2 separate regions of the Homo sapiens genome follow, and region 1 is linked to region 2. The links are chromatin loops, found by intact Hi-C in ENCODE. Cell type or tissue: chondrocyte. All regions are shown on one strand. Links, peaks and the distances in the headings refer to the core of each region. The heading gives the core; the rest is flanking DNA. Region 1 overlaps SLC39A11 (solute carrier family 39 member 11). Region 2 holds the start of LINC00673 (long intergenic non-protein coding RNA 673).

Region 1 (4,390 bases), core at 297-4,296, 380 kb after region 2:
CAGAAGGAAACACACCCAACTCATCTCCCTGGTTACTAGGGAAACGGATGGCAACACTAAAATAGATGGGTGGCAGAGAGCTTGTTGGTTTTCTCTTTAATATTTAAAAAAAATTATGACACAGGCCACAGTGTGGAAGGTTCATCCCAGAATATAATGGCCTCTAAAATATTCTGCCCAAGCCTGGCAGGCCAGCCCCTGGAACAGAGATTCCTCCTCCTAAAATGAAATCTTCCTGCAGTGAGGCTGGTCCGGGGACCGAAGCCCAGGGAAAGAGACACCAACGGCAGTCCCAGCACCACCTCCACATACCTGAGCGAGATGCTTCCCAGCATCCCCAGAGCACTTATCTTTTGTTCCAAAAAAATGTTAATAGTCCCCAAACCATTTAGACTTTCATCTTTCAACCGTTAAAAGGTCAGTCTTTCCAAAATAAGTCTGGAGAAAAATCATCAATAAGCAGGTCACGGTCATTTGGTGGAGTTAGAGAAAAGATATCAGCAGAATCTGTACACACTCTCTGCCTCCCTCCAGAAACAAATTCATTTTTTGCTCTGAACTAGGAACCAGCTTCCTAGCTTAGAACTTTCTGCTTCTCATGGTCACAACTTTTCACACCTTCACGTTTGCAATACTATTTATGTGAGCCGGGAAGCAAGAGCTTATTACAAGTAACAAGCCCTCAGATGCAGCAACGCTCTGCAACCAGCCACATCACACCAACACGGGTTTCCCTTTTATGTCTGAAACAAAGGGAATTCTGAGCAAATGTGCTGCTGAATTGCCAGAGAGGCAGGGAAGCAAAGCTGCTAGTAAGAGAAAACATATAATAAGCCCCATCAGCTTAAAGCTACACACACAAAAAAAACCAAGCTTTTGACATCTTGCTGGGGGCAAACTCACTGATGAGAATTAAGTCAGCTGTAATGCACCGGGAATTGCCCAGAAGACTGTCATTTTATGCTTATTTAAAAAGTGGCTGGAGGACTGGCTAAGAAAATGGCAATCCAGGAGTGCCTGGGTCAAAGGGCCAGTGGATCCTGGGGTCACCTTGGGTTTCTAACAGCCCCCCAAGGGGATGAGAGGAAGCCTCCCCACCAAAAGAAAAGTGGAGAAACAGTGGAAAACTTATTTCTCCTTAGACAGCTCCTTCGAGCTGGCCGCATGGGCACTGTGTCCTCAGAGCCTGGCTCATGGGCTCCCTGCCTTGTCTTCCCCTTGCACGGCACCTCCGCTGGGTGTCTGGGGCTCTGGGTGTCCCCACCACTCCTCCAGTGCCCACAAACAGGCTGATCGCAGCAGCACCTTCCTTATGCGGCCGGATGTTACATCGGAGAGGCTGACTGTCCTGCCTCTGAATCACCCAGACCTCTTGTTTCTCCAATTCCCTGCTTTCTGATCAGTCTCTGCTGACCATACGAGTGACCCAGAAGGAAGACGATAAAATGCAAATAACCACTCATTTACTATGACCATCTCTGATGATAGATTTGGGAACGGTTGAGAACTTGAACTAAAATGAGATTTCTGGTAGCCGGTTACCTCTAAATCTGCTTACAGAAATAATCATGGTTTGTATGCACCACTGCTCACCCCCTCCACACACACATACACACACACACACACACACTCTCTCTCTCTCTCTCTCTCTGAAAAACCAGTTTACTTCTCAGGTGGCAAGAAAGCAGCTCTGGGCCCACTGCTCAACTTCCCCTCCCACAGGAAATGGCACAGCGCCCCCCGATTTTAATGAAAATCTCAGCCCTTTATTTCCAAAACCCTCTGGACTGGGAATGCATTTTCTCCCACTTCCCATCCAGATGGAAAGCAAACATAAAATCCACAGGAGAGAGTCTGCCATCAGCACTTGTGATCAACAGCATTTCGAGGAAGCTTGACTCCCCGTGAGCAGAGCACCAACGTGAAGGCGGGTCTCAGCAGCTCCTGGCTGTCCCAGCTGGGGCCGGGCCGCCCCCCAGGAGGACTACCAAACTGTATCCCTTGTTACTAGCATATGCAACCGGGATGCCACCCCCACAGTCTACCTACACAAGTGGGCTTACAACACCAAAACTGGTTTGTAGTGTGTTTAAAAAGGAGAAGACTCAGGGGCTGGGTGGGAGGGGCGCAGGATTCCAAATGAGCCATCTGGGGAGACAGGTTTTATCTACAAAGCACCTACGGTTTGCAGACTCAAGTTCTGCTTACAACCTGTTGGGACCCGAGCTTCTCTCTAGAAGGAGAATACAGTGTGTGTGAAGTTTCCAGGACACCTGGCATGTAATAAGCCCTCAATTAATATGAACTGTGATCATCACCAGAATCATTATTAAACCAAATACTATTCTGGAACTACCTTAGCAGTGGAAGGAACAGAGAAGGAGAAAGAAAAACGGTCTCAACGTTGCTGTAACAAAATCACAGCCACTCAAATCTAAATAAGTGAATAAAAGCATATCCCACAGAATAGAAAAGGACACGTTATAGTTATTGGTGTTACCGCTTTCTCCCTTCCCCATGGGTGACAGCCATCACGGCCCATCATGTCCAGAGAGCCAAGGATGCAAATCAGTGGGTGGGAAGTGAGATGAAGTGTTCACAGCCCAGCCAGGTAAGGGCATTGCAATACACATCACCGCCCCACCCTTCCATTTCATAGATGTGTTCTGTGGTCTCCCGATCCAATCGTAAACCTAATATTTACTCAGTGAAAGCAGTATTTGTGTGCGTTGCCATCTAAAATCCAATAAGTATGGAGACAGAAAAGAGGCTGTCTGCTTATGAGGCATGAGGGCAAACACAGCGAGCTCTTTAAAGAGCCATTGAGCTAATCAATATCCTCTCCCATTTCCATTCAGGGGCCCTGAGCCAACGGAGACTTAATAATTATTTTCCATCATTACAACCCTCCGAGAAGCTTACAAAGAAAAGGTCACTGTTTCTAAGTTTGTTCTTCTCTATTTGCCAAACACAGATTATTTCCTGGGGTCCATGAGGATCTCTTCCCAGACTGTAGCAACCAAAGACAGCCCTCACTAGGCCTCTTGGAGCCGGCTTTAGAAACAGGATATTGCTCTGCCCGTGGAAATCACTGTGGTCATCACATTTAGTTGTCTGGCCTCCTGTCCTGACCTTCCCTGCCAAGGTCAAGTTTTGGCCAACCCTCCTGTTGGATATTCTTTTTAATTTGTCCAGGTCTCAAAAATAAACACCAACCTCTGTGGTAGGTCAGGCAGGAAGGAAAAGGATGCTGTGGGTTGCTGGACACCATGACCAGCTCCTTCAACCGAGCTCCTGGACAGCGACCACACAGGCTTCAGCTGAGCCCTTTGTGCCCACATGCACACCACGAAGCCCACCATAAATACCCCAAGCTGCCTTCTGCTTGTCCTTTCCTTAGGAAACGTGAACAAACAATAACATAGAAAAATTATGGAAACCATCTTTTCCTTGCATAAAAGTTGGCTCAAACAACTAGTTAAGATTAGGTTTGATTAGAAGAAATAGAAAACCCTACTGCAGCGACTTACACAGGAAAGGTTTATTTGTCTGGGTCAGCAGAAGGACCAGGGTCAGCCATCCAGCGGGTACAGTGGCCCCAGCACTGCCGGGGGGGCACCAGGCTACTCTGTCACCTGAGTGATGGCTGTCGCACCCCAAGGACCACCCTGCTGTTTCCAGGAGAAGGAAGGGCAAGTAGAAGATGAGAAGGGACAACCTCCCTGATGACTTTTGCTGACCTCACATGGTTTCCCTGGGCTGCAGGGGAGGCTGTAGGTCTAGGAATTATAGGTAGGCACATTGCTAGATCAAACAGAATTGGAGTTCTGTTAGAAAGACAAAAGGATAAGTGGATTTTTTTCTTTTTTGAGACAGGGTCTCACTCTGTCACCCTGGCAGGAGTGCAGTGGCACAATCACAGCTCACTGCAGCCTCGACCTCTGGGGCTCAGATGATCCTCCCACTTCAGCTTCCCAAGTAGCTGGGATCACAGGCATGTGCCACCATGCCCAGCTAATTTTTTAAAATTTTTTGTAGAGATGGAGTTTCACCATGTTGCCTAAGCTGGTCTTGAACTCCTGGGCTCAAGCGATCCACGTACCTCGGACTCCCAAAGTGCTGAGATTAAGGCATGAACCACCGCACCTGGCCAGTAAGTGATTCAGTAGGTACCATGGTCTGAAAGTTTGTGTCCTCCCAAAATTAATACAGTGGATTCCTAAGCTCCGAGGTGACAGTCCAGTCTTGTGTGCATGATGACATGAAAGTCAACAGTGGGTGACATATAAGACAGTGATTCCACAGGATCATAACAGAGTGAAAGATTCCTATTGCCTAGTGACATCTGGATGATCCTGACCCTTTGTAGGCCTAGGCTAACATTCGTGCT
Region 2 (4,390 bases), core at 224-4,223:
GTCAGTCTAAGCACAGAACTGGGGTGGGGGCAGAGGGTGGGGAAGGGCCGCAGGTAAGGTGCTGTGTCAACCTGGGCAGTTCCAAACCCTGCATGGGACCAGGGGCACCGAGGGCCCCAGCTCCCAGGGTAGGGGGTCGTGCCACTATGCACTGCCTTTTCTTCTTCCGGTGCTGCTTTACTTTCTCTTGCTCCTGGAGCAGTGCTCACTGGAGACGCTGGGACCCTGAGCACTGACCAAGAGTGATCCCTGACAGCGTCAGATTCCTATGCAGAAGGGACTGCTGGGTGGGAAATGGATCACCGACAGGTTCTAAATGCGAACCCACAGGCTGCAGGAGAGGGGTGAGGGGCGAAGGAGGGAATCCCACCTCTGGGAAAGCATCCTCAGGAAACCTAGATAGGTCCTGGAGGTGAGGACAATCGCCAAGGAGGGAGAAGGAAAAGGAGGACCCTGGTTAATCTGCACGCCAAGGGTGGAGTCGCTCAGTCATTCATTCAACAAACATCTATTCAGTGCCTACTCAGTGACAGGCATCGCGCTGCCCCCAAACAGGGCAGACACAAAAGAACAAGGGGAGGAGGAAGCTATGGATACAGAAGCGGTATGCTTTCAGTTCCAGACTCAAGACGTAAGCCCTCTCCCCACATTGGCCAAGAAACGACTTCCATTAGCAAGTTGCGCCGGAAAGGGGAGGTGGCGGGTGGTCTCACTGGACTGAATTCCTGCCACCTCCCACCTATTCAGAAAGCCCGTCCACACCCTGGCCAAACGCGTACCAGCGTCAGCCTGACGGGTGGCCCAGTCCTCGCCGGAAAGCTGCTTGCCAAACGCCCCCGCTCACCCCCTAGCCCCAACGGTGAGAGGGGCTCGGCTGAGTCGCGTTCTCCAACCGCTGCGCCCCAGCAGCGTCCCCGGTCGCCAGTGGGCGGACGCCAGGAGCTCACGGAGGCGGCACCGCTCCCGAAGTAACGGAGCCCGGAGGGCGCCCAGGCGTTAAGGCAAGTGCAAGGGGCCGAGCGGGTGCGCCGAGGACGCGGGGGCGTCTCCCCCAGCTGAGGTTCGGTCCCTCCAGGCAGCCAAGGCTTGGCAGCGCTAGAGGCTGAAGGACAACGGCCGAGAACGCCCAGGATGGGGTGGTCGCTGACCACCGTGTCCCAGGTGAATCAGCTCCGCTTGGAGGCAGGGGGATGACTAAAATGACCTCCAAGAAGATGTCAATTACAAGAACAAAAATTTCAACCCGGAATCTCGAGACCTTCGAAAAACGACGCGGAGGAAAAAAGGAAAGAAAGAAAAGAAAGTAAATCAGATCCCTTCCCCGAACCGCAGGGAAACTTACCTCCAGCTTGGCGACCCAGCTGTTAAGCAGAACAAATCAATCCACGGATGGAGAAGAGGTCGTGGGTCTTCTGAGCCCAGCTGATACACACCAAGTAATCCACGTTAAGGGGTCCGCAGCCCCCCACCCAATTCCCCACTTTCCATCCAAGGCCAAAGAGCAGCCAGACCCTGTCCTCTGCGCTCCAGACTCGCGGAGGTCGCGGGCGGGGGTCCTCAGGCGGCCGCCTTCTCGTCCCCAGGGGTGGGCGCGCGACGCGGGCAGGGACCGGGCGCCCGGAGGACCAAGCGAGCGCATCCCGCCTACTCGTGCTGGGACATCACCCAGCCTGGACGCCGCTCCTCGCCTTTCTTCCCCGCGCATCGCCAGCGCCAACCAAAGATCCCCGCCGGGAAAGCCTCTCTGCCAAGCTGGAAAGCGCTGAAGGCGGATCGTCTCTCAGACTTGGGTTTGCAGGTTCACAAGGCCCGGGAGGCTTACGGTGGGCGCCTGCCTAACAGAGGGTCCTTGCGGAGAAGCGCAGAACGACAAATGCCAGAGGCGGTGACCGCGTCCTCTGGATACCAGCGCCGCACCGCGCACCCGCGCCGCCTGCGCGCCCTGCAGTCGGCTGGGCCATTCGGCCCTTATATACCAGGCGGACCCGCGCCGGGACGGGGCGGAGCGGGGTGGGCGGGGAGGGGGTGGGGAAGGCCGAACGGCTTCCTGGGAGTCGTAGTTCGACTACGTAGTCCTGTCGTAGTCAGAACAAAAGCTAAACAAGGATGGAAATGGTTAGGGTTTGCCCACCACAGCTGTCCTCCCTTGCGCCCTTCCTTCACAGACAAAGCTGGCATTCCAGTCCTATTGTCAATGCCGCTAGGTCTATTCTGGCCTTTGTGCATAAGGTGGGTCACACCAGCCCCGAATGCCGCCCAGGATGACAAACCTTGGTGGCCCTAGAGTCAGGTTATCCCAGCTGGGCCCCACTTCTGGAGACCAGAGGTCCGAAATCAAGGGGTTAGCGGGGTTGCTTGCTTCTAGGGGCAGTGAGGGAGAATCTGTCCCGGGCCTCTCTGAGACCTGGTGGTCATTGGCTATCTTAGGCGTTCCTTATCTTAGGCGTTCCTTGGCTTGCAACTGCCTTACCTTCATCCTCCACCTTTTACACGGTCTTCTCCGTGTATCTTTTCACATAGTTTTCCCTCTGCGTGAATCTCTGTCTCTTCACACTGTGGTGTTTCTACAAGGATGCCAGTCATATTGGATAAGGGGCCCACCCTGATCCAGTACGACCTCATCATTAACCAATGACATCTGCAACGACCCTATTTCCAAATAAGGTTACATTCTTGGAGGTCCTGAAGATTAGGACTGCAATATATTAATATTTTGGAGTTGTAGGGGGAAAAGTTCAACCCCTAACAGGTCTTCTATGCCTTGTTGCACCTATTAACAGCCATTGTGACTAACCAACCCTTTTGATAAAAGCAAGCCCTGAGAAGCAAGATGAAATCACAAAATCACTGAGGCTGTGACAGGAGGGGAAGCCAAGAACATTGGAATCTCCTGGGCCAGGTTTTCCTGTGGCCACGGTGGGATTGCTGGAGAGGAAATGGTCAGAAAAAGAAGGCATCAGGTTGGGCGTGGTGGCTCATGCCTGTAATCCCACCACTGAGGTCAGGAGTTCGAGACCAGCCTGGCCAACATGGCAAAACCCCATCTCTACTGAAAATACAAAAAAAATTAGGTGGGCGTGGTGGTGCATGCCTGTAGTCCCAACTACTCAGGAGGCTGAGGCATGAGAATCGCTTGGACCCGGGAGGCGGAGGTTGCAGTGAGCCGAGATTGCGTCACTGCACTCCAGCCTGAGCAACAGAGTGAGACTCTGTCTCAAAAAAAAAAAAAGAAGGCATTAGTATTGAAAGTAACAGGAGGCACCTGGGTAAATGGGGTTGGGGAGGGGAGAAGATAGACAGGGCATTCCTAGATGCCCCTGAAGCACAGACTTGATTTTCCACCTGCCACTGTGCCCAAGTTTCCCCCCATTCAAGTCCCAGGCTATGGACAAGCTCAGGTCTGGCCCTGGAATCCTGGCTCTCACCTGGCGCTGACATTCCCGGAGAGTCAGTGGCAGTGCAGGGTCTGGATTGGCCACCATTTCCACTCTGAACTCACAATCAACTCCTCTCTTGCTTCCAGGTAAGAGAAAAACTGAGGCCAAGATGAATGTCAAAGGCAGGGATATCCGAACTCCCTAAACCCTCCCCTACAGGATATTGAGGATAACGCAGCTTTGCTGCTAGGAGCCGCCTGACCTTCTCCCCACTTTCCAGAACACGGGCTGCATATTCCTAGCATACGAAAGGGCATCCAGTCGTCTCAAAATGGTATCAGTGCCTCTTGCTGACTATGCATGGTTATTGTTTTCTCCTGCGTTATAATTCATTCTAGTCCTCAGTCTTCTTAAATTTCTGCACACCAAACATTAGTCACTTGAATAATTAGAAAAATATAGAAATTAATTTTAACTCATCATTTATTTCTTCTCATTGCTGTGAGATTGATTTTCCCCAGGTAAAGCTGGAATCATGTCTCTTCCTTGCTCCTAAAACATCCAGAGAGGTATAAACCCATGTTTAGCATAACATAGAGATGACAGATACAAACATACATACATACATAGCTAGATAGAGGTAAAAATAAGAATTGTATGTGTACATGCATTAGCATACACACACATATATCTCCTTTCTCTCTCTGCTAAGAGGGTCCAGAAGCAATGGCAGCCCAGTAGCAATGAGCACTGGATCTAAGCGATCATTTAGCACCTAGGTTTGTTTTTATACTATTGTCCAACAGAAGGAACCAGAGCTCATTGGAGAAACAGCTGATTCTAGGACTGGGGCAGGAAATATGCAAGATGAGCCTGGAGCACCTCGTAGTGTCAGAAAGTAAGAAAGTGCTAAAACACACTGACACACAAGCATACACACCATACAATGGTGGGGCCACGAGAGAAGGACATAGAAACCAACTGAAAGAGCTCTTAATCGCCAAAGTGGGGGA

Evidence for each region. Hi-C counts contacts between places; a loop is a spot of excess contacts. Peaks named below come from ENCODE experiments on the same cell type or tissue, not always from the same donor. Only the 100,000 strongest peaks of a DNase experiment are listed, where the experiment ranks them.
Region 1: a loop joins it to region 2, with 2.0 times the contacts of the local background. A loop is called at or near these places in 1 of 110 quality-filtered maps.

Annotation. Positions count from the first base shown.
Region 1 is chr17:72,969,708-72,974,097 of GRCh38, forward strand. The region is part of intron 4 of SLC39A11 (solute carrier family 39 member 11); the gene reads right to left. Among named protein-coding and RNA genes, the nearest start is that of SLC39A11, 120 kb to the right of the region's middle. In chondrocyte, for the core only: no CTCF peak of the experiment used is centred there; DNase peaks (open chromatin) are centred at 1,244 and 1,954.
Region 2 is chr17:72,590,861-72,595,250 of GRCh38, forward strand. It overlaps LINC00673 (long intergenic non-protein coding RNA 673), which reads right to left and starts at 1,944. Exons shown (of 4, transcript NR_152516.1): 1 at 1,343-1,944. RefSeq lists a silencer at 2,022-2,071. In chondrocyte, for the core only: a CTCF peak has its summit at 1,847; a DNase peak (open chromatin) is centred at 1,721.